Regions from separate parts of the Homo sapiens genome. Here region 1 is linked to region 2. Evidence: chromatin loops called from intact Hi-C (ENCODE). Cell type or tissue: Caco-2. All regions are shown on one strand. Links, peaks and the distances in the headings refer to the core of each region. The heading gives the core; the rest is flanking DNA.

What was found. Peaks named below come from ENCODE experiments on the same cell type or tissue, not always from the same donor. Only the 100,000 strongest peaks of a DNase experiment are listed, where the experiment ranks them.
Region 1: a loop joins it to region 2, with 8 times the contacts of the local background. A loop is called at or near these places in 59 of 110 quality-filtered maps.

Annotation. Positions count from the first base shown.
Region 1 is chr14:67,574,768-67,589,207 of GRCh38, forward strand. It overlaps PLEKHH1 (pleckstrin homology, MyTH4 and FERM domain containing H1), which reads left to right. Exons shown (of 29, transcript NM_020715.3): 15 at 625-705; 16 at 1,056-1,238; 17 at 1,628-1,736; 18 at 2,535-2,647; 19 at 3,256-3,432; 20 at 3,767-3,864; 21 at 4,367-4,544; 22 at 4,954-5,109; 23 at 6,171-6,271; 24 at 7,302-7,443; 25 at 8,974-9,116; 26 at 9,228-9,357; 27 at 10,801-10,887; 28 at 11,184-11,330; 1 more. The coding sequence ends at 12,468. It also overlaps a transcript of GPHN not described here. Among named protein-coding and RNA genes, the nearest start is that of PIGH, 18 kb to the right of the region's middle. RefSeq lists a silencer at 9,512-9,561. In Caco-2, for the core only: a CTCF peak has its summit at 9,440 (motif pointing right); DNase peaks (open chromatin) are centred at 6,034 and 9,444.
Region 2 is chr14:67,517,098-67,533,965 of GRCh38, forward strand. It overlaps PLEKHH1 (pleckstrin homology, MyTH4 and FERM domain containing H1), which reads left to right and starts at 16,193. Exons shown (of 29, transcript NM_020715.3): 1 at 16,193-16,301. It also overlaps a transcript of GPHN not described here and a transcript of TMEM229B not described here. RefSeq lists a silencer at 15,817-16,286. In Caco-2, for the core only: CTCF peaks have their summits at 9,768 and 9,976; a DNase peak (open chromatin) is centred at 9,754.

The DNA.
Region 1 (14,440 bases), core at 2,214-10,213, 55 kb after region 2:
AAAGTATCCCAGGCCTGCCCTAAAGACATTTTTGTTAGGGCTCTTCTGGTTGAACAGAGCAGAGAAGCAGTTGTTAAACCCAAGAAAATGGAAGTTAACAAGGAAGTACATTAGCTAGACCAGAACACCAGCAGGAACCAAAGCGACTTGCACTCAGCAAGCTCAGGGCTGGCAGGCTCGCTGTGTGGCTCTGCTTCTCGTTCAATCTGTTTATGTCATTCTCCTTCGCCCGTGTGCAGCTTCTGTTCCTTCATGATGCATGGTTGCCCAAGGGCTTCAGCCTGCTGTTTTCCCTCCCTCCCTCCCGGCACCCTGACAACTGTGGCTTCTGCCACCTAGCAAGTTCTTCCTATTTTCATATGCCTGGAGGGGACATCTGATTGGCCTGGCTAATCGTTTCATGGCAGGTCATAGGTCACTGAATAGCCCATGATGGCTGGGGTGCCACAGGGTGTCATGGCACCCTCACTGTGAAAGGGGTGGTTCCATTAGTAGGGAGCCCAAATGGCATCTCCATCTCTACCATAGGTCAAATCTGTCTCCCTGTGGCTTCTATTTGCCAGTCCTGGATTTACTTCTAGAGTTACCTAGTTCTCATAATGCCAGTTCATTTCTGTCTTACAGGTAAAGCATGGCCACTCCAAGGTGGTCTGGTGCGCTCTTGTTGGGAAAATCTTCTACTACTATCGGAGCCATGAGGACAAGGTACTTCTCAGCCTCCTCACAATACCCACTCTCCTGCTTCCCCCGAAGCACATGACTGCCACTCTATGTCCTGATGAAAGTCCCTACCCCACGTAACCCCACAATAAATACAAAATCAGTTGGCTGGATCCCTCCAGAGTGTGAGATTCTGCCTGTCTGGGTCTCTGGTGCTTCTCCAAGCAAGCCTCATTCTGCTGCCAGCCTGGCTGGGATGCTATAGTCTCCACCTCCCCATCCTGTCATCGGTCCATATCCACGATTCCCAGCTTCACGGAGCCTATGTATTCAGAGAGAGGAGACTCCCTCATCCCCCACTGGCTCTCCCATTCATGGAAGACTGCTGTCCACAGCGACCCCTGGGCTGCCTGCCTGTGCGGGATGCGCACATAGAGGAAGTAGATCGATCCTGTGACTCAGACGAGGACTATGAGGCTGGAGGAACCAGACGGTTGCTTTCCTCCCACTGCACCCTGGTGATCCACCCCACAGAGCACAGCCCCACCTACCTCCTCATTGGCACCAAGCATGAAAAGGTAAGGAAGAGGGCTGGGCCTCCAGGGCCAAGCTTGGACCTGTGATTCTGATCTTCCCTTCTCTCTTTCTCCTGAGCTTCCCAAAATTCAAATTTATTTCCTTTTGGACACTTTGGCAACTAATATTCTCTGAATGGGAATATTCCTTTATACTGAATTTATTCCCAGTGACCAACATTGCTTCACTGAGGTCATGTAATAGAATCGCAAATTTGGAAAGTTGGGTTCATGTTCACCTGATCCTCAGTCTTTCCAGGTAGCCCTGACTCATGCCAACCAAACTAGCTGAACCCCACATGGGCTTGGTCCCTTCAAGGAGTCCTCCTTGGAGCTCTTGCCTCCACTCTTCCCACCCCGTCCCCATCCGATGGCTTTCCGCCCTCTTCCAGGATACGTGGCTCTACCACCTCACAGTGGCTGCAGGTGGCAGCAGTGCCAAGGTGGGCACTGCCTATGAGCAGCTCATTGGAAAACTGATGGATGGTGAAGGAGATCCAGGTAAGGCAAGGGTGGCCACCACTGCTTGGGTTGGAGGGTAGTGGCTTGGTGACTATTGGTCAAGATCCCAAAGAAAGCAGTGTTGTACCCTGAAGCTGTTTTTAAAACATCTAAGCCACAGAGGGGAAGTTCCCATCCAAGCTCCAGGGCCCCTCTGTCTCCGGCTGAGATACTAAGGTGACCACTCTGCATCTGGGGGAGTTTATCTGGGAAGCAGGCTTTCCAGGGACCTGGGTAAATGTTTTACTTGGATCAAGCTGCCCCGTTGCTGGCTGGGCAGAGGGCTGAGGAAAGAAGGTAGCTGGTTAATCTATAGTTAGAGTTTGTAAATCAACAAGTGAAGCCTAAATTGGGATCGGACTAACCTGTTTGGAGTCTTTCTTTTGCTACTGATTATCAGGGCCCTGAGGAACTAATTAATGGCATATACCACACACACCCCTTTACTACTGCTCTGAGGCTTGTTTGTTTCTGACCAATTCATATGCCCCTCCATCCAGACTTGACACAGTAAGAAAGAGGCCTCCCCTGCACACATCCACCTGCACTCAGACACCCACAACCTTGCACACTCACCCCTACTGCCATTCCACGAGAAAGGCCATGCTTATATGAGGGTGCTCATTGCAGTGCCCACCTGTACACCCCACACTCTATGGATGATAAACCCAGCACAACCCAAGTGTTGACGGAAGATAAACCACTATCTTCCCCATAAATTAAAGATGGCGGTGAGTGGGAGATGAGTCCCCTCTCAGTAGTAACTGCCCTTGCTCTCTGGTTCCGTGCTTTGGGCAGATTCGCCGCTCTGGAGGCACCCCATGCTGTGCTACAGCAAAGACGGCCTATACGCCTCCCTCACCACCCTGCCCTCTGAGGCCTTGCAGACGGAGGCCCTCAAGCTCTTCAAGGTAAATTGGGGTGGCGGCCAGGCCCACCGCTGGGATACTTGCAATACTTGGGTGGAGAAGGCCTGTGCAGTTGGGGACAACCCACAGAGGGATCTGGAGAGGAAGGGAAGGAAACTTCCCAGGGTCCCTATCACTTCCTGGATGGCAGGAATGTAATCCTGTCACTGGGAGGGAAGCAGCTCTGGAACGTCATGCACAAGTCCTTGGGAAATGCCAATGAAAACTCTCCCTGGAGGAGCTCCCCTCCTCCTGTAGTTAAGCAGAAAAGGCGAGGTTTATGTTGCTTCTGGACTGAGAGATTCGGACCTATTTTAGCATGTCCTTTGTGAATGTTTGAGTTTTCTGTTTTTGTTTTTGTTTTTTTTAAGGAATTTGTCTTGTTTATGTAATGTAATGAGAACATTTTAAAAAGGAAACTTCTATCCCAAAGTAGCCCATAGCCCCTTTTAGTAAGCAGAGATGCCCTCCAACAGTAGCAGTGCTCCCTCTTAGAAAGGGCTGTCAGTAAACTCTAACCTCCCTGGAGCCCTTGGAAAATGGCCAAGCCGTTGAGTTCTCTGAACCCAGGGGATGCTGGTCTGCCTGTGCTCACTGCTGTTCCCTCCCAGTCCTGCCAGCTCTTCATCAACGTGCCGGTGGAAGCTGCCTCGGTGGACTACCATGTGTCCCTGGCCCAGACCGCACTGCAGGTCTGCCTGGTTCACCCCGAGCTGCAGAGTGAGATCTACTGCCAACTCATGAAGCAGACCAGCTGCCGCCCACCTCAGAAGTACTCCCTCATGCAGGTAGGCATGCCAGGGGTGGAGCAGCTGACAGAAGCCATTGGCAAGGGCTGCCAGGTGGGAAAGGTGGGAGGAGGTGACTGGGCAGGTATACGGTGAGCCCAGCCAGCGGGCAGCCTCTGTGCTCCAAGCTGCATCAGTACGGCTGAGCTGTCTATGCACAGATGGGTGATTGCATTCTGGACACAGCCTGACCAAGTTGGCCATCCCAGCACCCAGAGCAAGTTGGGGGCTCTGGTTTGGGGAAAGAGTGCTGAAGGCTCTGTAGCTCAGGGCTATGAGGACAGGTGGTGCTGTAGGCCCAGCACTCACCCCACGCTGTCTGTGTCCCTGGCAGTGCTGGCAGCTCCTCGCTCTGTGTGCTCCACTTTTCCTGCCTCAGCATCACTTCCTCTGGTATGTCAAGCAGCAGCTCCAACGCCATGCAGATCCCAGGTGAGTGAACCTGGCCGTTTCCTCTGCCACTTGAGCACTGCCAACTGCCGCATGAATAAGAGGGATGAGAGGAGTCTAGGGCAGACCAGATCACTCCTGTCCTCTGAAACCGCTCAGTGGTCGTGGAGACTTCACCCATTGCCGTGTGCACAAATGGGCACGTGTGGATCTGGGCATGCTTAAGCTTCTCTGCACGCCAATCCATGTATCCACGGATGTACTGTGGCAACTCTCACATGAAGCCACACTGCTCCCAAACTGTCCCCAAGTGCTATTCTGTTGTTATGTCCTCTGGGTTCTAGAAGAAAATATCCATGCCAGCAACCTGCTATATAAAGGTCCTGAATGACAAATTAATGTCCCAGACCAGAGTCTTCAGGGCTTTTCTCACAACCTGCCCCAGCTACAGTTTTGGTCCTGGCTGAGTCTAGATAGGGATCCGGGGTGCCAAAGTGGCAGAGATGAGCAGAGCCCATAATACTCCCCTCTTCCGTCTTTTTAGAAGTGAAACTGGCCAGTATGCCACCTACTGCCAGCGGGCAGTGGAGCGGACCCTGCGGACCGGGGAGCGGGAAGCCAGGCCATCGCGCATGGAAGTGGTGTCCATCCTGCTGCGTAACCCCTTCCACCACTCCTTGCCCTTCAGCATCCCCGTGCACTTTACCAACGGGACTTACCATGTGAGGAGCTGGGCGTGCTCTTTGCCCCGAGTCTTCTCACGTCACCATCCAGAGAATACCCCTGGGCCTTAGGCTCAGGCTTGGCAGATTGTTCACTGTTGCCCCAGAAGTAGATATTATGAACTCACTGCATGAACAGGGAAGCTGAGATGCTGACCAAGAAATAAGAAAGGGCCTCCAAAAGATTGTTGGTAAAGGAGGGACCCAGGTATGCCCAGTTCATTTACAGTGGATAAGCTCACATCCCTCATGCACTGGCCCTTTGCCTGTGAACACAGAAACCAACTTGCTTTGGCCTTTTGTATTTGCCCTTGCTCCTTTCCACCTGCTGTATCCAGACACCTCCACCAGCCCTAGTGAGCTCCTCTCAGGAGGTTCACTCAGGGTTGGAACTCTTCTCCCGCCTCAGGTGGTTGGTTTTGACGGCTCTTCCACGGTTGATGAGTTCCTCCAGCGGCTGAACCAGGAGATAGGCATGAGAAAGCCATCCCACTCTGGCTTTGCCCTCTTCACGGACGATCCCTCGGGCAGGGACCTGGAGCACTGCCTGCAGGGAAGTGTCAAGGTGACAGCCTCCCACTAAGCCAGCTGAGCCCCTCCCTGCTCAGGGATATTGGTGGTGGGGAAAGAGCCCATCTGATGGGTGTCTGACTGTTTGGTAGCTCATTTGGTGCTGAGCCCAAGGTGCTGCCCTAGTCAGCATTTCTGTGCCATCCTAAAATGTACCTGGGCAGGGAGAAAAAAGCTGTTGTGTGCCCTTGTCTCTGGAGACAAGATCGCTACACACCTACTTCCCTCGAGTGGCTGTGCAGCGTCCAGAAGAAAAGCCTCTTCTTGGCTTGGTGTAGGGACAGTGAGGCCCCACGAAGCCACTGCCTACACGTGCCCACTCAGAGGCTCACAGCTGTGTGCTTGGACCCCCTGGATGTCAGGTGGTACCCAGCACCTCACTTTTACCCTTTCTTTCAGGGCCTATGCCATGCTTATAGGTTGAACCACACTTTTAAAGAGGCAGGTCCTTATGGTGCTCCTATAAGTAAAGGCCGTTGGATGGGATTTAAGATCAATCTTGTATTGTGGTCTGGGATTACTGTCCTGGGGGATAAGTGTTTGTAAGAATGTGCTCTAGCACTTTGATGCATATTTGGCTCCAGTGTTTGCTTGTCTTTAACAGGACAAAGGCTTCTATGGTCTTTTAACATTGCCTGGAAAAACTATGCCACATACCTTCTTTGCCAATGTCTGGGCATCTGTGAGGCTTTGTTACATGGTAGCCCTCTGGGCATATTTGTTGAAGAGGAGAATAGCAGTCAGTGGAATGGAAATGGAGCTGGTGTTCGAAGGCCATGGGGCTGCCTAGCCTCTGGGGAGGCCCCTCAGCTGGTGACACCAGCAGGGCAGATTTCTTGCTTTATTGCTCACCCTGTCCAGGGTTCCCTCTGTTTGTGAGGGAGCTGCTGCCACCTTGGGTCCAGGAAGCATGAAGCTCCGCAGGTCAGCCTCCTGGTGGGAGGACTTTTCCTTAGTTTTCTTTGCTCTTCTGCTCTGAGTCCAGCCCTGGCTGGACCTTGATCCCTTCTCTCCTTATCAGGAAATTTTCTGACTTTCTTCTTTTGCCTTTTCAAGATCTGTGATGCCATCTCCAAGTGGGAACAAGCCATGAAGGAGCTGCACCCCGGAAAGTCTGAGGGTGGGACACGCGTCGTGAAGCTGATGTACAAGAACAGGTCCTAAGCACTGCACGAGGGTGGGGCCAAACACAAGGGCTGCCACTGGGTGCCAGCTCATCGCCTCCTCGACTAGACAGCCTATCCAGACGGGGGGAGGGACCCACAGATATAACACTGCCTGGCAGTCACTAGCTGGGGTGCAGGCGGGCTCTGCTGCTGATACTCTGTGAAACCCTGGGCAGCTCAGGCCTTCTGTCAGCCTTCCCTATACTGCGTGTGCGTGTGTGTATATGCACACACACACACACACACACACACAAACATCTGCCAAGAAAACAGACCAGACCACCCTGGGCAACATGGCAAAACCCCACCTCTACAAAAAATGCAAAAATTAGCTGGGCATGGTGGCATGTACCTGTAGTCCCAGCTACTCAGGGGGGCTGAGGTGGGAGGATCACTTAAACCTGGGAGGTTGAGGCTGCAGTGAGCTGAGATCACGCCACTGCACTCCAGCCTGGGCAACAGAGTGAGACCCTGCCTCAAAAAAAAGAAAAGAATAGAAAATAGACCAACCTCATGGGATGGCTAAGTGTGTTACTTTATGAGAGTGAAATTTTGTATAAGCACCAGCTAGTTATAGCTAAAGACTAAGTACTTCCTATACCAATTCCAGGAAATACAGAAGTAGACATCCTGACTTTCTATCAATTTGAGTAAGAAAATCCCATCCCTCCATCTCAGTATGTCTCCAGGCAAATAGTTTCCAGTAGTCTCTTGGACTCTTACCTCATCCAGTCCCCTAATCTATAACTCCAGGTACCAGATTTCCCTTACTAAATCCAGTAAGCTTAATGGTATCTTCAGAATGAACCATGCCCTCCTGTTGGTATGAGATCAGCATGACCCTGCATCTGCTCTGTGTCATACTCGGTTATATGTTTCTGGAGGCAATACAAAATAGGCTCATAAATAGTGGGAAAAGAGTACTTTATCTTTTTGGAAATAAAGGTAACAGACCCAGAGAAAGCCCCATCCCTGTTTGGAATCCCTGCTGAGTCCTGGTTTCTTATTCTCTTCTTTGTAGGCTGTACTTTCGCAGTCAAGTCAAAGGGGAGACGGACCGAGAACGGCTGCTCCTTGCCTCTCAAACCAGTAGAGAGATAGTGGCAGGGAGGTTTCCTATCAACAAGGAATTGGCTCTTGAGATGGCTGCCCTGATGGCCCAGGTAAGGTTCTGTTCAGGAAGCAGGAGGGTCGGGTTGCCAGCTTAGAATGAATGCACCATGCAGCCTGAAACACAGGAGAGATTCTGCAGATCCTGTGGTGCTCAGGAGAGGGCAGCTTTGCCATCTCTGGGATGGAAAGCAGCTGACTTCTACAGATCAGAGCTCCTCACTCACCGCAGATATAGGATGCGTGCAGATGGCTGGACTTGGAATCCAGAGACCTGGGTTTGAGTCCTATATACCTTCCAACTATGAGGTCTTAGCCAAGTCACTTCACTTCTCTATGCTTTAGTTTCCTTCTCAGTATACCAAAATAAAAAATACTTGGCCGGGAGCAGTGGCTCATGCCTGTAATGTCAGCACTTTGCGAGGCCGAGGCGGGCAGATCACCTGAGGCCAGGAGTTCGTGACCAGCCTGACCAGTGAAACCCTGTCTCTACTGAAAAAAAATAAAATAAAATAAAATAAAAATAAAAATTAGCTGGGTGTGGTGGTGGGCGCCTGTAATCCCAGCTACTCGGCAGGCTGAGGCAGGAGAATCACTTGTACCTGGGAGGCAGAGGTTGCAGTGAGCCAAGATCATGCCATTGCACTACAGCCTAGGCGACAACAGCAAAACTCTGTCTCAAAACAAAACAAAACAAACAAACAAACAAAAACCTCTGCCAGCCTCCACAGGGTTGTACTAAGTATGATACCTGGATAATTGTATCATGTAATGTATGTGGTAAACTTCATAAACCATCAGACCTTCTAAGTAGACTTAGGAAGAGGAACACACATTCAGACTTGGACTCTCCTTCCCATTATATTTAGAAGGCCATCTTGCCAAAGGTATCTGGGATACCTTCATGACTCCCATAAGAGAGTCTGACACCTACTATATACCCACAAAAATTAAAAATTAAAAATTTTTAAAAAAGAATAAGAATCTGGATTTACATGCTGGAAAGGAAGAGGAAACAGTAATAGTTGATCTTTATAAATATCAATAGGAATACTCTCTAGGAGGCCCTGTACTAAGCATATATGCATCCTCCATTGTAGTTTTTATTCCCACCTAATAGATGAGGAAATTGAAGCTCAGAGAGTTTAAGTAACTTGATCAGGGACACAAAGCTGGGATTTGCGCCAGGTGTCCAACTCCAAAGGCCACATTTGGAACACTCTGCTGTACTCTAGGATCTGTAGCATCTTCAATTCTATAGCCCATATTTTTGGACTGGAAGCCAGAATTTCCACATTGTTTTCCCTTGTCGGCTACCAATTAACTGTGTCTTTGGAAAAGGCACTTCACCTCAGCTGCAAAATCAAAGTTGGTCGGTGATCTCTAATATTCGAGGGCCCTAAGTTTGTTTCTCTAGTGTCTATAAAACTTGAGATGAAGCGTTTTTCTAAAGTATTTTTCACAACCACTCGCACCCCACCAATAGGGTAATAAAGAAATGGTTTATTTCACCTCTCAACAGCCCCCACCTGGCCCATCCACTGTCAGATTTTGACTGGTCTCTTCATATGCTTCTACCACAGGTAGAATATGGGGACTTGGAGAAGCCTGCCCTGCCAGGCCCTGGAGGCACATCCCCTGCCAAGGCTCAGCATCTTCTCCAGCAGGTCCTAGACAGGTTCCACCCCAGGCGCTATAGACATGGGGCCCCCGCTGAACAGCTGAGGTAGGTAGGCTACAAGGTCTTGCAGCAAGTCACTGTGGGGAGGTCTCAGGCCTGGAATGAAGACACGTCGGCACTTCATTGGCACTATTTCTCTCCATCTGCCCACACCAGGCACCTGGCAGATATGTTGACCACAAAATGGGCAACATTGCAAGGATGCTCCCCTCCTGAGTGCATCCGCATCTACCTGACCGTGGCCAGGAAATGGCCTTTCTTTGGTGCTAAACTTTTTGCTGCTCAGGTAAGTGCCAGTGGAAGGAGCTGCCCACACCCTTAGGTGTGTCCCCAACTGCTCATGTTTGAGCCATACCAATTTGCAGCCCCTACCTCCATACCAGTAACCACCAGAGGTCACTATCCCTCCACTGTTTCTGGCCTAGTCCAGCTTTCCACAGTCCAGAGCAGAATTGTGATTGCTTATCTTCATTTGTCCTTTGTTGACTGCCCCAAAAGAAAAGATGTGATCAACTAATTCACACACACAAAGATTCAGACTTGAAATAACAGCCCTCTCAAGAGTGCTTTCATTTTTTTTAAAGTTTGAAAGAACAATGTATAACCTAAACAAATACATCTCCACTGGTTTGACATGGCATACAGGGGAATCAAATTACTTAGCCAACAGTTAATTTCACCTCTGTATGAAGGCCAGGTGGCCAACAGTAATTTCAGAAGGAACTTTTCTTCACTGGGTGTCTGTTGTGCATAAACTTTATAGATAATTACAGCTCAAAGCTGGGCAGTGATCCTGTTTACTGAAGCCACAGATCGGAAAATGGCCATTCATTCATTCAACAAATAGTTGAGCTCCTACTATGTCCAGTGCTGGTTGTTTGAGGTTATAAGAAGTGAGAAAATCAGACACAGTCCTTGCCTTCCTGGAGCTTCCCATCTAGTGCAGGAGATGTATATTCATCAAATAATCGTATTCATTTTTTTCTCTATGTATTTAATATATATTTATAAGCCATCACAAATGCTATGAAGATGTACAGAGGTGTTATAAAGGCATATAACAGGGACCCACTTGGTCTGGGAGCTTAGGAAAAGCTTCTGAAAAAGGTGGCATGTCCAATGTCTATCTGCCTCCCTTTGGGTTAAGAGAGAGATTTTCTGGATTACCATACTGTAGTCCTGGCAGTGAAAATTAGTCATTACAGGAATGTCCACTAAATAGTCACTTTCTTACTGATAGGGCCTAAAGCCACAGGACTGCATTCTTGCTTTCCTATTTCTTTTACAGCACCTAGGAGATTGGCTGAAGTCAGAAGCACTTCGGCTTGGAGACTATAGGTGGAATGCCGTGTTTCCAAGACTAGGAGAAAACCAGCTGTTCCCCATTCCCCTAACAGAGCAGCTAGGGCTGGCCTCTATTCTGTAGCACAGAGCTTTCCATCCAGTGTGCTGTGGCAGCATGGGTTCTAGGGACATCAAAAGAATGATCGCCTCTGCCTTTGAGATGGTTAGTAGGTGGCCAGAGCCCCAAGGCCAAGGGTCTCCTGTCACAAGCAGCCTTGTCTATTTCCTGCATACACTGTACAAATATCATCTTTGTTTTCCAAGATGAGGTGGCTGGAAATCACTGCTTAGCAGATCCCTGGATGTGCCTTCTTTCTCAGAAAGTTATTATAGTTCAAAATCTCTAACTATGGATATATCTGATGGGTTGTTTCTGTTTCCCCAGCCTGCCCAGCTGTCTTCCAAGGAGAACGCTCTGGTGTGGATTGCTGTGAATGAGGATGGCGTCAGCATCCTGGACCACAACACTATGGTATGAAAGGATGCAGGCTGCTCCCTGACCCCTCCTCTTCCTCAACATGGTCTTTTCTTCTCCTCTGTGGACTCAAAAGCCTGAACCAAGTGACCATGGCTGCCCTACCCCCACTCCTGCCCAAGCACCAGTCCTCTAGTCTAGACACTGCTTGTAGATATTCAAGATGGAGATCTCCAAATTATGACCACTTGGGAGTTCTCCTTTCCTGTGCCTAGAAGAGACAGGGGATGCTGGTTCCTAGCTCAGGGGACAGGTGGAAAGTTTCCCCACAACTGACTGGTTCCTTTCCACAGCAAGTGCACATCACTTACCCCTACTCTTCAGTGACAACGTTTGGTGGCTGCAGGGATGACTTCATGCTTGTGATTAGATCTATCCCAGACAAGAGCTCTGGAAAAAGCCACATTGAGAAGTTGATCTTCCGGATGGCTGCTCCCAAGGTAGGTCTGACAGCTGTTAAAACGTTCTACTCTGGCAAGATGTGGTGGGCTTGGAGCTTAGAAAGGAAACTGGGGTTATGCTAGTGCTCTGCAAGGGCCCTGCCCAGATAAAATTGTTGGTCTTGTCTGTAATTAGTATTCCAAAGGTTCAGGTGGTGTTGCATCTCCGTATCAATGTTCAGCTAGTAGGTAAAGGGACATATTTGGAGGGAACTAACTCTGGCCTAGCTACTATTATGCTCTTCACTTTTTCTTTTTTATTCTCTCAAGCCCCAGCATCATGCAGTCCTCAGTTGGGTGCTTACGTGCTCTTCTCTTCCTTGCAGCAGTCCTCAAGGCAGGGCAGATTCCTCTTTAAGGTGCTCGCATGTTACCCCTGGGTTCTGCTGACCCAACATTAGCTACAAAGTGGGACAGTCCCACAGTGCTCCCTCTTCCTTGTTGTGGGGAAGACCGCAAAAAGACCTCTTTTGCTTTAGTGACTTTGTTCCTACTCAATACAGGAAGTGTTGACCAGCAAAAATAATAATTACAAAGGCTAAGTTCTGATTTATTGTTCCTGACTCCCGTGTGATTAACTGGAAACCCTGTTGTTCTCCTTTTTAATCCTAAAGTTAGAGTTTGCCAAACCTACTCCTCCTTTAATACCACCCCTGCTAAAGGGGAGGATCTCCAGATCCCTTTCTTAAGAAGGCCCCTTCCCTGGTTGTAGAGCTAACCAGAGCAGAACACTGGGCCTCCTTTTCTCAGAAGGGCACTGTGCATCTGAGAGGATCTCCAGACCAACAGGAGCCCACACCACTGGGCCTCTGAACAGCACAGTTATGATTCCCTTTGGATATTTTCTCCCAGGTGGGTATTTTAAGAGATTAAATAAACTGAGGCCCAGGAACTCAGCATAAGAGCTAATAAGTAAGAAAGCCAGGATTCAAGCCAAGGCTAGTTCAATTCCTTCACATCTCTGACCTCCTCTTAGATTGCAGAAGCTACCTTCATCATGGCCAGCTATATGAACCATTGCACTACAACTGTGAACCCCCCCACCAACCCACCCGGAGCCTGCCAGCTGTGGGAACTGGATGGACGACAGTTCTTTTCTTCTGTTTCCTGTGCTACCAAGGGGCCAACGTTGCTGTGAATATTTCTCCTACCCGATTCCCCAACACCACTAGTGCCTCTGGATTTAGAGATATATATCCTAGGGTATGATACTACTGTGACGGGTCTAACAGCCCCCGGCTACTCTTGTTCTGTGAAATGTGTATTTTAGTCTCTGTGAAGCCTTTACTCTCTAGGTGCCTTATAATGTTTCAGGGCTCAACTTTTTAAAATCCAGACCCAGTGTTAAAACCATTTATTCCTTTTTTCATAAGAATAATGACTCCAGATGCTACCTGATTCTAGACATAGACAGGGATGATCCACTGTTACTGAGGGCATCAGTGCTATAAGTTAAGGCTTTCTGCACTGGTACTCTCAAGGAAGCTAATTTTCTTTCTGGGGGGGGCGGGGGACACAGTGTCACTATGTCACCCAGTCCACAGGGTTCAAGCAATTCTCCTGCCTCAGCCTTCGGAGTGGCTGGGATTACAGGTGTGCGCCACCATGCCCGGCTAATTTTTGTATTTTTAGTAGAGACGGGGTTTCACCATGTTGGCCAGGCTGGTCTCGAACTCCTGACCTCAGGTGATCTGCCCACTTTGGCCTCCCAAAGTGCTGGGATTACAGGCATGAGCCATCGCCCAGCCCAGAAGCTAATTTTTTAATATTGTATATGGTCTTATTTATACTTGAAGTTTTGTGAACGTCGCTAAACAGGATAGGACTAAAATTTCCAATTCTCCTACACTCTGTCAGAAGCCTAGAACTCACTAAACTGGGCTGCCTTTCCCAAATGGGAAAGGTGCTGACAGAGTTGGAGAAAAAAGAATAGACTCATTTTTCCCCATTATTGGTATGTAGGCATTGGTACAGCCCCTTCTGGGGCAGTCTTTGCAGGATAACATGCTATACCTGCTAAGATTCAAGCTGTTTTCCTCACACTGGACTTTAGGCCAAACCCAGTACCACGCAATGTGCAAGCAAGGGCAGGAGGTAGGTCCAATCTGACCCCTCCCTGTCTCATTTTAATGACTGGACAGCGCTCGGTGAAGGCTGTGTTCACTGTAGTGGGCCATCATTTGTTTCCTTCTTCTTGTAAAAGACCAAGCAAATGCACTCTGCTTTTTGCTGCTGTAAGACCACCAAAAATGAGTCAGAAACACAGAAGACTATTTCAGGCATGTGGGCCTGGATATGCTCCTTGAGACTTCTGGCAAACTTCTGCTGGGAATTAGTTTGAGGGTGAGGGTACATATGTGACATTTGCCCTAGCCTAAGAGTAGCAGGTAAAAAAAAGTTTCTTTCATCTTTTGCCTTACTGATAATACCATAATCCCCCTCAATTCAGACCTTCTGATTGAGTGCAGAGGAGACTAGACAGTCTCCTCTAGACAGGTTGTAGACACACCCTCCCCTAACAAAAACAAAACGAAAGAGTTCATACTCTGATTTTCCAACATCTAGGAAACTGAGTTTTATTTCCTAGCTCTAAGGCAGCCTTACTATATGTCAGTAAAGTGCTGAAAACTGTATATTTAGCAGTAGCACCCAAAACCAAGCCTTTAACCCCAACAATGTGTGTATCTTTTGCACAGCAAAAACTGCGAGGCCAGAACTAGTTTATCTGAACACCTCAGCTGCTGTAAGCTTCTCCTCTCTCACCCCGTAAACTGACAAGCATGATGAAAAAAGAAGCACATCCAAGTTTCTGCCTCTTTTAAATGTACTTGACTTTGCAAGGCAAGTAGTTTTACAGCCATTTCTGTTCACACTTTTCACCCCACAACTTGGGGATCTAGCTGAGACATTTCTACCTCGAACAAGTCACATGTACCACAGGTTCCTGAATAATTCCTGCAGGGCTGGTGACAGACATAACAGCTCTGGTTTTATAATATCTTGGGTATCTCTAAGGCCAATAAGGATAACATTATCTACCCAGAGAGTTTAGAAGAAAAGTAGGAGTCCAAAGGAAGAGTAAACAAGAATGGAGCTGTGTTCACACTGAA
Region 2 (16,868 bases), core at 5,308-13,307:
GGGCTGTCCTAGTACACTGTCAGAGACGCAGGAGACAGTGTCTCAGGGACACGCTGGCAAGAAGCAGCTAGTCTAGCAGCAAGGCCTACCTGATGAAAAGGGCCATCCCCTGTGCCCCCTTGCCACGAAGGCATAGTACGCCTAATCTCCTTCTCTAGCTGTGGCCGGCGGCTGGCAGCTGGCTCTCCCCCAGGCTCTGGGAGGCAGCATTGCGCAGAGGAAAGCACAATGGGCTGGAAAGGCTTCGGAAGATCTGAATTCCTGGCACCTTATGCATGAGGCACGGTAGGCGCCGGGCTCAGTGCTCACAATATTTTTAGGGACCCGCAAAAATGTATGAATTTCTTTTAAACTCAGAGGCAAAAAATAAACATTGAGGTCAAAGAAAAATGTTTTAATATATAATATTAATATTTTCATCCTTTAGCAGAGAAGCTCTATTGTAGAAGCCAAGATATCAGTTAGAGAATCAGAAAGAAGGGTTAAGATCTAAGGTGCAAGGCATGGCATCATCCAGCCTCTACTTTCTCCAGCTCTCCAGTGAACTTAACTCCATGACCTGGGTTTTCCTCATTCCTTACATTAGGGATCATTTCTTCCCAAAAAAATTTAGATAGTAGTGCCTTACAATTGACATATTTTCTCTCTCTGGGTAGGACAGCTATTTTTATCTCCACTTTATAAATGAGGAAATTAAGGCTCAGAGAGGTTGTATGGTTTGGTCAGGGTTAGAGTGCTAGTAAAGGCAAAATGCAGTTCAAACTCAGGTCTTCTGGTACCCCTTGCAAGCTCCTTTCTGTTTGCACCAAGAACATTTGACATAAGATCAGGGGTGCACAGGGTAGAGCAGTCTGCTGTAGAAATGGACTTTAAAATAGCATCTGTAACAGTAAGGGGCCCCCCTGGCTTTTCACCCAAAGAATGCTGAAACTTACATACAGAATTGTGGGAAGGGGTTGGGAGGGTGACCCTGGGTGCAGGAGGCACAGTAATCATGGTTCTAGTGATTCAAGTACAGGGTGAAGGTGAAGGGGCCTGGAACAAACCACCCCTGCTGCACTAACACACACCAAAGGATACCAGCCCCTGCTTTGCCTTCGTGTCTTGTCAAAGCAAGAGGAGCGGTGTGGTGGTATGGGCCAGGAACAGACAGGCTTTGCTCAAGCAAACTTGGTTTTGAGTTCAGACTCTCCATCCTAGTTGGATGTCTTAAGGAAGTTCATTTAACTTTTCTCAGCCTATTTTTCTCATCTGCAAAATGGAAATGGCAATAATACCCAAGCCCAGGGCAGTTGTAAGAGTAAGTAGGAGAATGCATATAAGGTGCTTAGCATAGTGCCAGACACATAGTATAATACACAGGTAATAAGTGGCAGTAGCTCCACACTGTCATGTAAAGGCCCCGCCACGGTAGGCAGTAAATGGTAGTTCTCTTCACATCTCTCTTCCACCACCTGGCAAGGAAAAGAAGAATCTTTCAAGTATCTTTGTATCTCTAAAGTTCCTTGAACATGTTAGGTCCTTAGACATATATTCTGAAAGGCAAGAACTGTTCTGCCCTTCCCCCAAAGGAAACCAGCCATAAAGGGTTTGCTCTTGTCCCCCATAAGTAATTTTCTTGATGACTTTCAAAGGGAATCAGAAAGATTTCTTTATGCTTGTTAGAGAGAATTGGTTCCCAGGGGCTGCCCTCTGACCACAAGTTAGGAGAGATGTGGCTCAAGAGGGTGATTCCAGTGGAGGAACTGACCTGCAGCCCGATCAGAAAGGGTCTAGGAGGGAGACGGAGCATGGAAATGGGAGATCAAGAGAAGATCACATGAAGTCTGTTGCAGATGCTATGATAAGAAAGCAAGAAGTGAGGTAGAAGCAGAAGAAGCATTGAAGTTGAAGCCAATCTTGAATCTGGAATTATTTGGATCAGCTTTACAGGAAAACAAGCTGGGTAGGAAAGAACTGGGGGATGGGACATATGGATATGGTCTTGGTGAGAAGAGGTCAAGGTAATATGCCAGCATTTGAAAATGGGGGAGTCTCTTTGCAACTGCCCCTTCTCAAAATAGGAAGGAAAGGGGCATAAAGAGGCTAAGGAGTGTAAACTCAGATCACGTAGGATTCTTTGACTGCAAGCAATAGAAACCAACTTTAGCTATCTTAAGTCTAAAAAAGAAATTTCATTGGAAAAGAATATGATCAGATGGCTCGCATATTTAAAGGGAATGCTGGCAAAACAAGCTCGAAAGGACTAGCACAGCACAAGGCCAGTTTTGGGAATCCAGGTAATGGGAAGTAATCGAGGGTCTCCTCGGGGCTGTCCTGCCAGAGCAACTAGACGCCAATCTTTTCATCACTTCTGCTCAAGCATAAAGAGTCAAATTTGCCTAAGTTGAGTCCTGCATTCACCTTCCCTCTTGGACAGGGAAGGGTCCATCCGGATACTCTGGTGTAAGCCCTACTAGGTACTGCACATCGTGATTAGAGGCAGTGAAAGAAATAAGGGACTGTTACTACAAGAAGGGAAAGGCTGCCAAGTACCCCCCAAACAGCGAAAGTCCAGGACAAGGGGAAGCAAGCAGCATAGGGAATTTGTACCTGACTCAGTGGCCCTGTAAGTTTGTTTTTTTTTTTTTTTACTTTTTTTTTGAGACAGGTTCTCGTTCTGTTGCCCAGCCTGGAGTGCAGTGGCATGATCATGGCTTACTGCAGCCTTGAACTCCTAGGCTCAAGCGATTCTCCTGCTTCAGCCTCCCATGTAGCTGGGACTACAGGCGTACGCCACCATGCCTGGCTAATTCTTTTATTTTTTGTAGAGACTGGATCTCCCTATGTTGCTCAGGCTCATTTTGAACTCCTAGCCTCAAGTGGTCCTCCCACCTCGGCCCCCCAAAGTGCTGGGATCATAGGCGTGAGCCACCATGCCTGACCTAGACTTTATTTTTTACAGTGGTTTTAGGTTCACAGCAAAATTGAGAAGAAAGTACAGAGATTTCCCATAGCTCCTGCCTCCACACATGCATAGACTTCCCATTATCAGAATCCCCCACCAGAGTCGTATATTTGTTACAACTGATGAAGCTGCTTTGACATATCATTATCACCCAAAGTCCATAGTTTACATTAGGGTTCACTCTTGGTGTTCTTTTTATGAGTTTGGATGAATGTATATTGACATGTATCCACCATTTAGTATCATATGGAATATTTTCACTGCCATAAATGTCCTCTGTGCTTTGCTAATTCATCTTTCCCTCCCCCTTAACCCCTGGCAACCACTGTTCTTTTCACCTGCTCTACAGTTTTGCCTTTTCCAGAATGTCATATAGGTGAAATCACACCATTTAAAGCCTTTTCAAACTAACTTCTTTCATTTAGTAATATACATTTAAGTTGCCTCCATGCCATTTTATGGCTTGATAGCTTATTTCTTTTCAGCATTGAATAATATTCCATTGTCTGGATATACCACAGATTATTTACCCATCACCTACTGAAGGAAATCTTGGTTGCTTGCAAATTATGGCAATTAAGAATAAAGCTGCTATAAACTCCATGCAGGTTTTTATGTGGACATAAATTTCCAACTCCTTTGGGCGTACCACAGTTTATTTACCCATCACCTACTGAAGGAAATCTTGGTTGCTTGCAAGTTATGGCAATTAAGAATAAAGCTGCTATAAACTCCATGCAGGTTTTTGTGTGGACATAAATTTCCAACTCCTTTGGGCAAATACCAAGGAGCACAATTCCTGGATTGTGTGGTGAGAGTATGTTTAGCTTTATAAGAAATTTCCAAACTGTCTTCCAAAGCAGATGTAGCAATTTTGCATTCCCACAAGCAATGAATGGGAGTTCCTGTTGCTTCACATCCTCATCTTGTCAGTATTTCCACATTTGGGCCATTATAATTGGTGTATAGTGTGGTATCTCATCGTTGTTCTCTGTAAAGTTCTTGGCTATGAGAGAAAGTGAATGGAGAAACAGGTAAGCCTCAAGAAAGCAGCAAGAGGCTCTGAAAAGTACCAGGACAGGAAGATGTAGATTGTTGAATAATATCACTTCTTATGCTAGGGTTGGTATAGAGCTGGGTGACACATCATTATCACCCAAAGTCCATAATTTACATTTAGGTAACTTCATAAATTACATTACAAAGTCAGACTTCTGTATAGCTGTGAGCTATGCTCAGGAATGAGTGCATTGTGACAGGGGAAGCAAATGCAAAAGTTTACTAAGGATGCCCTTGAATATTTATAAAATGTCACAGAGGGATGGAAAGGGGTACCAGTGGAGGGAGAAGAGGCATTAGGCCCAGGAGAAATGATCAAGTCCTGTGGGTTTATCAGAAGATTTTGGTATCCATATGTCCATGTGGGAAAGGGGTAGGTAGGTACTTTCATAGAAGTCTTAAAATAAAGTGTCTTGCTACTTTGGGGATATTTAAAGGTCCTGTCCTCTCTTGTTTTTTCATCATCAAAAAGAAAATCCAGTGGATAAGGACTATGCAGTATTCATGAACACCTTGAGCCTGAAAATGAAGAACTCATGATTCTGTGATCATGTGAATTCATCCATAAAGCATTAAGACATTAATGGGTGTGCACTAAGACAGCCCTGAAAATTAGCACAGGTTGATAAGAAGAGCAGTAAATTAAGAGAGGAAAAGACCAAAGTTAAAAGAAATCAAAGTGAGAATAAGAGCACACATTGAAACCACATCACCTCATACTTTTAAGTATGGGTTTAACTGTGATCGTAAGTCTTTTAGAGGACAGAGTTGACTATGAAAGTTGGGGATTAAGCCGGGCACGGTGGCTCATGTTTGTAATCCCAGCATTTTGGGAGGCTGAGGCGGGTGGATCACGAGGTCAAGAGTTCAATATCAGCCTGACTAACATAGTGAAAGTCGTCTCTACTAAAAATACAAAAATTAGCCGGGCATGGTGGAGCGTGCCTGTTATCCCAGCTACTGGGAGGCTGAGGCAGGAGAATCGCTTGAACCCGGGAGGCGGAGGTTGCAGTGAGCTGAGATCGTGCCACTGCACTCCAGCCTGGGTGACGGAGTGAGACTCCGTCTCAAAACAAAACAAAAAAAGAAAAAAAGGAAAGAAAGTTGGGGATTGTGCGGGAGAGCCCCATTCCACACATATCCCCGTACCCGCTCCTCTCCCACTCTACTGCTCTCATTTCTGACTCAGCAGTCAGCCTAGATGCTGGGCAAATTTAAAAGAATTTCTGCCCTGGAGATTAAAATCCAAACTCCAAGCTGGTCACCTCTCCTCTGTGCTTCCCTTTGCCAGGATACAAGAAGCTTAGTCGTCTGAGGGGGGACAAAGGAGTATTGTTGAGGCGAGCCTGGTTATGAGAAGGCTTTGCAACTAAAAGCTCTTATGCTGCTATCTAAGCCACTCTGCCTGGGGGGACACTGTGTGCCTGTCCCAACTTCACTATATCAGTTCAAAGAGAAATTTCAGCCAGATACAGTGATTGCAGGAGGATATCTTGGGACTTGGCAACATTAATAGGTTAAGAATTTGTATCACAGCATTCTCATCCAAGTCACAGCTAGGTCCTGGGTTGGGGTAGACTGGGAAAATCTTTCTTTTTGTAGATCTGAGTCAAAAGGTTTCTCCCATAGGAGCCGGCTGAGAGACAGCCAAGCCTGGAGCGGGTGGTGAGGCAGTGTGCCCACTGCCTTGCAGAGGGTGGGGCAAACCCCATCTCTATTCTTTTTACCCTCCTTGTCCTGGACCTGCTAGAACCCTGCCACCTTCAGGAAAGGCTGCAGAAGCCCAAAGGGTTGATGATCCCAGAGACTCTATCTTGTCCGGGGAATTAGTTCAATTAGTCTCAGATGCCAATTAATTAACAAATGTGTATTGAGTGTCTTCTCTTGCCTAGTACTGTGCTGTTTTGAGAACTGGGCTCCTGACTTCATGAGGAGCCCAGGCTGGGCGCGGTGGCTCATGCCTATAATCCCAGCACTTTGGGAGGCCAAGGCAGGTGGATCACGAGGTCAGGAGTTCAAGACCAGCCTGGCCAACATGGTGAAACCCTGTCTGTACTAAAAATACAAAAATTAGCTGGGTGTGGTGGCAGAAGCCTGTAATCCCAGCTACTCGGGAGGCTAAGGCAGGGAGAATTGCTTGAATCCAGGAGGCTGAGGTTGCAGTGAGCCAAGATGGCACCACTGCACTCCACCTGGGTTACAGAGTAAGACTCCATCTCAAAAAAAAAAAAAAGAAAAGAAAAAAGAGGAGTCCAGTCCTCAAAACAGTACAGTGCTAGGGAAAAAAAGTCATTCAACTTGTTATTCAATTCAACAACCATTAATGTGCCATGCACTGTGCTAAGGATTATACAGGTAGGGTTATACAGGTAGCAAAGAATGAAACCTAGGCATTTGGAAGATGAGAGCAATGCAAGATGGTCTATAACAAAGCATTACCCTGTGCTCCAAGTAATGGCTTTAGATTCTACACCTCCACGCAGAGGAAGATGTGCGATTATTTGTGTTCTACAATGGGGCTGTTTCTGTGGCCATGCTGTATCTCTACCATGTCTTATTTGTAGGTTAAACTCTGGCTTTGGCTCAAGATTGACCAGCATTTGTAAATACACACTTCTTTTTGTTAAAAGATTCTGCCTTTCTTTCTTGCCCACAGCGTAGGTCAAGGTCTGCTTTCTCTTAGGTCCCTCAGCAAAGAACAGACGTGGGAAGGGGAAACAATATCTTTGGAGGAATTTTTTTTTTCTTCATATCCATGGGCAGTAATGTCAGGTATAGAGCTGTGACCTCTCTAGGGAATACAGTAGAGGGATATGAGGACAGGGAGGGAAGAATAGTGACACAAAGAGGGTTTCCAGTGACACAAAGCAAGAACACAGAGGGGATGAATCCTTTGTTCTGGAACTGCATGTCTGTGTTCTGAGTGGATAGGCTAAGAAAGGAACTGGCCGCTCAGAGACCCACTTTGACCTTGTAAATGCCCTGTAGTTGTTTAATGGGAGATTAATACTCTCTCACAACCTTGGGCTTTTGATATTTATTTTTTTAATAAGTGAAATCTCATATGTTCCCCAAGTTCCCGGGCTCAATCTTCCCGCCTCAGCCTAGTGAGTAGCTGGGATTACAGATGCATGCCACCAAACCTGGCTCTGTTTTTACTGTTTACATCCAAACTCATGTTCTAGGAAGACACTGGGCCCACTGGACCCCAATCCCTGTCGTAACTGCTAATTTTTCACCAGGCTGAATTGAGCTGGCTGGTGCCCAGAACTCTAAGAATGCCAAAGGTCAGGTCATGAGGTCTCTGGTGCTACAATTAGGAGTGTGGACAAACATGGGTGGCTGAGGAGGAGTGAGAAGGGGTAGACAAAGGAACACAGGCTTAGGACTTCTTCCTTGAAGTTATGCCACTCCCACCCAGAACCTCCTGCAGTCCGACCAATGGACCACACCCAGCTAGCTTCATTTTCCTTCTTTCCTCAAATGGAGAAAATGGCTGAATACATCATTTCTCTTGAAAGTTGCGAGATGGGCTTGAATTAGAAGTAGGGACCCAACTTAACTCTGTCCCCAGACTTGTGTCTGCTCCTTCAAGCCTTGGACAACCGCCAAACCACAAGAACATACTGTATAATAGGAATCCAGTAATGCTGTTGTGGTCACAGTGTAATTGCTTTGAAGAGATAATAGGGATCCAGATAATATCAAAAGATGTGAGGCCCCTCTGATCTGAACAGTGATCCCCAACTCCCCCAGGTCCCCATTGCCATATCTCTCCCCGGTATCTTAATGAAGGGAAAGGAGGCAGAACTCAAAACGTTGGCATTAAACTTGAGGAATGGGTGGTTATGGGTGCACACTCTGGCTCTTGGACTGGCAGGTTGTGGCTTTATTGAGTTAGATGTCAACTTCTCTGAATCTCGGCTTTCTACTTACTCATGAGGATCAATACTTTTAAAACATTTTAATAGCTTTATTAGAAAAATGATTCATACTCCTTGTAAAATGCTTACATAATATAGAAAAGAACAAAGCAGAAACTAACAACATTATATCAAATTTCTCCACTCAAAGATAGTCACTGTTAATCTCTGGGAAAAATAATTCTACCCATATTTATATACATAAATATACATATAGTTATATGTATACAGTTTTACATAAAACAAATCATATTCTACATGCTTTTCTAGACATTGCTTCACTTGACATTAAGTAATGAATATCTTTCCTTGTCAATAAATATAATTCTTCATCATACATTTTGATGGCTGCATAGTATTTCATTTTCTAGATGAATCATAATTTTAATACTTTACTTACTAGTCCTAATTGACGGACATTTCAATTGGATCCTTTTCCCCTCTTTTATTTTGCTGTTATTGCTGCTATAAATATTAGGGGCACCCCTCATTCTTCTCCTAACATAAATTGTGAGAAATAGTCACAATTGTAGCTGAAGAAAGGACGCAAGAATCACAACATGCCATGTCAGCGAAAGGAGATTTGGAGTGGGGAAGGTCCTAGTAACATTTTAGTGATTCTTCCCTCTATAAATGGCTTCCAATCTGATGTACATTACTGCATATGCAGTTTATTATGCTTGACGGGAAAATATATTTACAGAAAGTTACTTTGAGTATTCCAGTGGATTTATTTCAACATTAACAATTTTGCCTCCCAAAAGAACCATGATCTTCTCAGGAGTGTCTTTTGTTCCAGAGATCCTGGATTCACACAAGCATGATGCCCTGTGCCCAGGAAATTTCTACTTTCAAGATCAAACCATTCCAGAAGCCATCTGAGAGTTTCCCCAATGGCCAGTGAGGCAATGTGCAGTGTTTGGAAGAAACAGCAGCCCCGTGTCAGCCCCAGAGCAATGCCTACTGGCTTTCCATCCTAGGAATCTGCCTGCTCTGCTCCATCACCAACCTTATATATGAGACCTGTCTGTCAGCTCTACCTGATTCCTTTGTGTGGGTCCACTTTAGTAGTTCCTCTTCCGGACCTGGACTAGGAAATCCAGAACCTATAAATGCAGAATTCCTTTCTGGAAATGCGCACTCTCCATATCACCACTCTGAAAACCCCAGAGCTCACTTCTACATAAGCAAAGCTCCTAATACAATTGGGAGTCGGTCTAGTGCCAGCTCTGTATCCCATCACTTTATCTGTAGCAGAGCAAAAAGGATCCTTGACTTGCAGCTTGGACTTTGTGCAGCGGCATCTCTTCCTGTCCCCTGCCCGTGTAACATGGGTAGGTAAGATGCCTGCTTGGAATGAGTGCCAAGCTGACGGTCTTTGCATGCTGCTTTTGGTCTTGTGCTTTGCACAGTAGGAAAAGGTATGCATTGCTTGGTGCCAGATGCATGGAACTAAGAAAGGGGAGAATATTCTTTCCATCTTTTCCTAGTCTTTTATACATCTCAGTGTTCTAGCCCCCTTCCCTGAAACGACGCAAAATTGAACAGGATAAAAATATGCATAGTTTAAAGTCTCCACTTTAAGCACAGCTTAAATCCCCATTAATCACCACATTTAGAGGTGACCAAAGCATGCAGTGTCAGATCAGAAGGGAATGGATCTGGCCCTACACCTGACTGGGAGCCAGAATGCTGGGGCTCAGGGTCCTTGAAGAAAACAAACAAGCCATCCTGGCCACTAGATGGTGCTGAGAGATAGTCTCCAATGTGCTGGCAGTCATGTCCAGGGCTTCCATACTGAGGGCAGGTTTGTCATCAGAACTCACCCCCTTTTACAAAGAGGGGAGGGCAAAGAGAGCTTCCAGTAGGGTATGAGCCCTGACACACCATCGAAAACCCTGAGCACAACAAGGAGAAGTCCTGACCATCAAGGGAGATAATAGACCTATTGGTTCAGGCCAAGCCACTAGGGGCAGGGCAGAGGGAGCTGCAATGGCTTGGTCAGCTCATTCTATCCATGTGTTTCACTTATTTCCTTTTCTGTGAATCCCAGGGTACTTGTGGCTCACTCATTGCAACCTTTCAGCCTGGAAGGTGCCCCGCAAGGGAACCCACACATCCCTGAGCAGAGGCAAGACCTGAGTGGCTAAAGGCGTGGTCTTTAGAGTCAGGCAGGGCAGGGTTTGTGTCCTGGCTTGGCCACTTGCTTGCTATCTGAGCTTAGCCATGACACTTGGTCTTCGTGAGCCTCAGTCTATGCATCTATAAAATGGAGATAAAAATGGCTTCAGCTCCAGAGAATTGTGAGAATTAAGATGATTCCTCTGTTTCAGCTCGGGAGCCGGAGGTTGCAGTGAGCCGATATCGCACCATTGCACTCCAGCCTGGGCAACAAGAGTGAAACTCCATCTCAAAAAAAAAGATGATTCCTCCTAAAATGTTTAGTGGGTCAGGAACAAAGTCAGCCCTCAATAAATATGGCTTTAAATGTTTCGATTTTTAATTAGGAGATTAGAAAGAAAGATTTCATTTGTTTGCAGTGCCCTGCAATGGCTGGCTGTGTCCCCGGTGTGTTTTGGTGAAGTTGCTTCTATTCCCATTCAGCAATTCTCAGATAAACCAACAATGTGTTTTGTACCGCAGCAGCCCCTCATTCCCCAGCATGACCCTGGTGAAGTGTCCATTAATTCCTTATCTCCAGGCTGAGGATGGCAGCCACGAAGGTCCTGCTTCTATTTTACAGTTAGGTGAGGCACAAAGAGTTGCTGAGATGTCCTCAGATTGCGGAGCAAAGTAGTGGCTGAGCAAGAACTCACTCACAGCTCTGCATGTAGGACCCCACCCCAGACCTCTGGCCTCTTCCTGTCAGCGAAAGTAGTGGCTTTGAGGAGGGGAGGTCAAGGAGCATGAAGAGGCCCTCCAAAGTCCAGTTGCCCTGTACTGAGCCACCTACTCCTCCACGCTCTCCCTCTCCTACAGTGGCCCACTGTGGACACTCGGCAAGCACATGATGAATGTATGAACACAGGACCTCTCGTAGTTCAGCTCTGAGATGGGCTGGTGGGGACTCAGATAGATTGGAGTGTGAGGGTGAGGTAGGGCTGGGAGACTTTCCTTTCTCTTGGCTTGGGTCTGTCTTCTGCTGAGGAGATAATAATAACAACCAGCATCTACTGAGTACTTACTGAGTGCCAAGAACTGAGCTAGGTGCCAAAGCTGGAATTTGAACTCTGGAAGTTGAACCCCACTGTCAGCATGAAAACCCATTGTCTACAGCGGCCACACATGTGTCCCAGAAAAGTAAAGGGTCACTGGCAGCTCTCTGACAGGCCTGGGTTTCCTTGGCTTCTTGGAGCCCTAGTCTCTCCCCACACAGGCTCCCTGGGCTGTTGGAGAACCTGCCACCTACTTAAAGCTGGTCCCTGCCCAGTTCCTCCCTCCCCCAATTGATGTGAGCAGCCATTGTTCTCATCTTTGATGAAAGCTGTTGGAGAAATAAGACAGCTGCTTTAAAACTAGGATGTTGCAAACTCTAAAATGATCTAGAATTGCAGTCAGATGGCTGGATTTACCTGATCCTCATTCCCTGAGCTCCACCAGCTCCCAACTCAGGTGCTCTTTCTCCCTCCCTCTCCTGTCCCTATCCCATTAAGCCCCCATTCACCTGGCTCTCTCTTGCCCGTATAACCCGCAGCTGCAGCGGACAGAGCATTTTGCATTGATATGTGTTGTAATTACATCAGTTCCGCCCTGGCAGTTGCTCTCTGAGAAAAATCACTCAAGGGCATACCAGTCAATACAGACCCCAGACAGGTGCGTGACAATGCAGACTCCTGGGCCCACTGATCTGAATAGCTAGAGGTGGCCTGGAATCTGTATTTTCAGATCAGCATTTTAAGACATGAGGTTAGATTTGGAATCACTGCCCACCTCCTCATTGGAATCCTTCTCCACCAGGCCCTCCTTCCATGCTGCTCCTCCTGGGTACTTTCCAGCTCCCTAGTCTTTGGGCGCCTTGCTAGTCCTTTACACCTCTACACCTTCAAGTTCCCTCCTCATTTCATAATATTTACTAGATTCCAATAATATGCCAGGCACTGAGGCAGGCCCTTTATCTCCATCTTTATAATAACTCTCTAAGGAAGGAATTCTGATTCCTGATTTACAAACGAGGAACACCTTCCCTCCCCTCCCCATCCGCTGCCTGGCTCTCTCTGGCTCCCATACCCACAGGTATACTGAACAGATTATTTGCAGTGAATGTATGTGGTAACTGCATTACTTCCACCCTGTGTCCCCTGGGTGGAAGAGCCAGGATTCAAGGACAGGCATGTCTAGTTCTAAAGCCTGTGCCCAGAGTTGATAGGTCACACTTGCCACACTTTCCTTCCTAGCACAGTGGCTGGAAAATAGCAAGTATTCAATAGATATTTGTTAGTGAGTAACTGAATGAATAAATGAAAGAAGAGTCCATACTTAAAGTTAGGACACTTCCTCCCATCTTTCCATACCCATCTCACATGCACACATATACACGCTCACACACACACTGAGGATTTAGCCACTGGGCCATTTCCTTTCCTTCCTAACTGGCCCTTCTCTGCATGTCCAATCACTGCCTTCCTAGCCCCACTTAGATGGTGACTCTTGACACTCTGCTCTAACCCATGGTTACCTCACCTCTCATGTCCCATGGTGGCTAATCCTGACAATCACCGAAGAGCCAAATTGCTCCCAAAGATTCAGCAGTAGAAGTAACCTCCTGACTTCTTTGTGACCCAAGGCAGAGAGCAGAAGCCTGGACTAGGACTGGCCCCAAGTTTCCTGGGAGTCTGAAACTCCCTTCTCCTTCTTCTCCCCTCTCTTCCCCTTCCAACAGTAACTGAGAACCAGGTCCTGAAGGCAGGAGGAGGGGATCCCTTGATTTGAGGCTTTTTTGGTGATATAGGAGAGGGTCTCTTTGGAGCTCAGAGAAAGCAGGTAGGGATGGGAAGCAGGGTTTCTAGAAGGCTCGTACAAGGGAAGATGAATTGTCAACCATTTCACCAGCTCTCCTAGAGTTATTCCTGTCTCTCAAGCCATCTGCTTATCCATTGCAATCTTGTAAACAGAGATTTACAAGATCTCTCGTAAACTCCAGCCAATATTTGTTCAAAGAATAAATAACAAAAGCTTCCATTTATAGATCACTTGCTGCATGCCAGACAACATACTATCTCATTTAATCATTTCAACAACCCTAAGAGGCCAGAATTATTATCATCATTATTTTACAAACATGGAATTAATTCAGAAACCTTAAGCAACTGCCCCAAGGTCCCACCACCACTTAAGTGATAAAGCTTAAACTGAGCTCTGGCCAGTTCCAAGTTCCCCTTTCCCTCCCATAGTGCTGTCCAAGGAACAAGGCCCAGACTAAGATGCTGTAATATTGACTCTGTAGGAATTTATTTTTTAAACATTCCAGCCTAAACCATGTAGTGTGTGTATATAAAGTGACTCTCCTGTAACTCCTAGAGTGGTTAGTTAGCATCTGAAGTGCCCTAATCAGGAATCCGCACTCCAGAAAATGGTTACATAAGCACTTCAAACAACATCAAAATATACACCCAAGGGCTTAATGTGCTTGAGGGATGCTAGAAATAATCTTTTATTGGTGAAATAAGCAGTTTTCAAAACATGGAGTTGGCCAGGAAGATTATTTGCCCTTGCATGAATGGAGTGTGAGAGCCAGAGCAGGCCAACTGCCCCATTTTCTTGAAGCAGGCTGTGTGACTGTTTTGTGCCAGCTTGCCAATACATGTATATTTGGCAGAATTTGGCCTTAACTATTTTTAATATCCCACCTGCAGGAGATTACAGAAAAGAAGACGAATGGCCTCCTCTCACCTCTCACGTCCCATGGCAGCTAATACAATCATTGAAGGACTAAATTGGCTCAGACCAGTTGACAAGTCCCCATCCCGGCCTCATCTTCTTTCACAAGAATGCCCTAGCATATCCTTCAACTCAGGCACATGATGGCTTTTCTTCCCATCTCTCTGTTCCATCCTCCATTCTCCTTTGTCAGGTCACTTGTAATAATAAGCTAATATCCAAAGAAAGGGGCTCTAGGGGTGATGGTGGGTATTATAGTCCCAGCTACCTGGGAGGCTGAGGCAGAAGGACTGCTTGAGCCTAGGAGTTCTGGGCTGCAATGAGCTATGATTGCCACTGCATTCTAGCTTAGGCAACAGAGCAAGATCTTATCTCTTAAAAGAAAACAACAACAACAACAAAAGTTGTAACTTGCCCAAGTCACATAGCTAAAAAGTGGAAGAGACATAACTGAAACTCAAGCCTCCTAAATTCCTAATGTAGGGTTCAGTCCACCTCTACCACCCTCCCACAGACTGCCAAGGGGTCCTGCTCAGAGTTGGGCAATGGTGAGATGCACTCTATGGCCCCAAACTCATTGAAAGTAACAACTGAGCTGAAAAAAATGTGGAGTCTCTTCTGCCCTCTACAGAAGTAACCAGCTATAGGGGAGAGCATGCTCCTCCCATTCCACTCTCCATGGTGCGTCTCTTTTCACTATATAACAAAGTTATATTAAATGAGTTCTGGGCCGAGGTGCGGTGGCTCATCCCTGTAATCCCAGCACTTTGGGAGGCCGAGGCAGGAGGATTTCTTGAGTCCAGGAGTTTGAGACCCCACCTCTACTAAAAAAAAAAAAAAATTTTTTTTTTTTTTTTTGCTGGGTATAGTAGCATGTGCCTATAGTCCCAGCTGTTCATGAGGCTGAGATGGGAGGATTGCTTGAGCCCAGGAGTTCAAGTTACAGTGAGCTATGATTGTGCCACTGCAATCCAGCCTGGAGAACAGAACAAGAAGAACCTATGTCCAAAAAAAAAAAAAAAAAAAAAGTGAATGAATGAATTAATGTCTTCTTAGCAAAATCCAGAGAACGTGTTTTTGGGCTTCCTTATGCAACTTCTGGAATGTTGAAGTGGATAGCCTGAGCATTGTCCCACAAAATGGGGCTAATCTATCCCAATCCCCACGAGCTATAAAGCTGTTTGCAAGTTCAGCCATTGAAGTCCCATTGGCCCAGTTAAATTCTCACGTTTGGCCTCCTGCACTACCAGCTTTCCTTAGTGTCTGGGCTCTCAAAACTTCTACGTGAGAATGGCCTGGGGTACTTTAGTTAGAGATTCAGATTCAAACCCAGGGTGGGGGTGTTCTTCATGGTGCCTGGGATGAGTCTTCCAAGGACCATTTGGAGAAACAGGCGCTGATGGTATTTTGCTTCTGTTCAGTCCTTCACTGACAGAGAGCCTGCAGGGTTGAGGAAGAAGGCTCTGTTTTGAAGTGTGGATCCCTCCCTGCAATGGTCTCTATTTGCATCTTCTTTACTCCAGGCTCACCTAGCCAAATGTTGAGTTTTCCAACCCCTCTGGGTATGAGATTGCTTTGGGCGATCTGAGATCTGCAAATGTCTGAGAACGAGGAGCACATGGGCACGCTGATGACTGCCCTGCAAACTGCCTGGCAGCCAGGGTCCTCCTGGGCCCTCCTTTAAAATAACATATACATAAGCCGGCCTGGAGGCCCAGGCGGGAAGATCACTTGAGCTCCGGAGTTCGAGTCCAGCCTGGGCAACATAGCGAGACCAGAAAATAAGCAAGTAAGTTACTCTCTGGGCTGTCGTAACTTATTTTTTCTTTTTCTCCTGCAAATTGCAACTCAGAACATTTGGTCTGCCAGACTGAAATATGGACTTCTGTTCCAAATATCCAGACGTTACAGTTCCCACAGGTGGCCAGGAGAATGCTGGAACCTTTGGCGGAGACGGTCTGGTCTTGTCCCGCAGCCCGCGAGGGTCCCCCGCTATTTGGGGTCAAGCAGATCCCCGGGGCGCTCTGGCCACCCCTTGCGGCAGCTGGTGCGGCCTCCTCGGAGAGCTCCGGGCCGGCGCCCGGGACACCCCGCCGCCCTCCCTGCCGCCCCAGGGACGAGCCCAGCGGTGCGGAGAAGTGGGAGGCTGGAGCCTGCTGAGGTCATTTCCTGTGCCTCTCCGCGAGCTGCCTGGAGAGCTGAGCCCAGCGCTCTGCCTTTAAGGAGCGGGCGGGGAGCCGAGGGGAGGAGGGCGCCCGGCGGAGCGTTGAATGGGGCGCAGCAAGGCTCGGCCGGGCTTTGTGCAGCGAGCCCGCGGGCACCCCTCCCGCTCCAGCCTCGCCCCGCCCCGCAGCCCACGACCCCTGCTGCCGGGGAGGGGAGAACCGGCGGCAGCCCGGGACTCCGGCGAGAGCGACGCAAGGTCGGCTGCGGCGGCGGCCCGAGGGCGCCCGTGTGCCCAGTGCGCGGCGGGGACGGCCGCGAGCTCGCTGGAGGTGAGCGACCCGCGCTCCCGCCGCTGTGGTGGGCTGGGGCTGCGCCGCGGCGGAGGGCGTCAGGCTGCGCGCGGGGGACGGCCCCTCGGGCCCAGAGGACGATCCGGAGCAGGTGCCTCCCTACCTGGAAGCGAGCTCCCAGCGGCGGGGAGCGCTGGAGCGCGGGTCTGGCTTGGGAAGCCGGGCGCCCCAGGGGACTCGCGCCGCGAGGCCAGGAGGAGCCTCCCCCGGGAGTACCTGGACTTGGGGATCGGTCAGATCCAGCCGCTCCTGGGAAGGGCCCTCGGAGCGGACGTGCAGGCTGCCACCTTGCTATCGGTGCTCGCTCCCTTTCACCCCTTCCCGCACCCCTCCCCATCTCACCTCAGGTTATTTCTTCTGTGATTTCTGAGTGTTGTCTTTGGGACCCTATGGCTCAGGCTCGACTCCTAGGAGCAGGTCATTCAAGCAGAAAAGAAAACAGGTTGGGCGCCGAATGACACAGAGCATTGTGTCCTAGGAGTCTTAGCGAGGACTCGGTCACCAGGAACCAGGGGCCTTAGTGGGGGTGGCAGAGGCGGTGAAGAG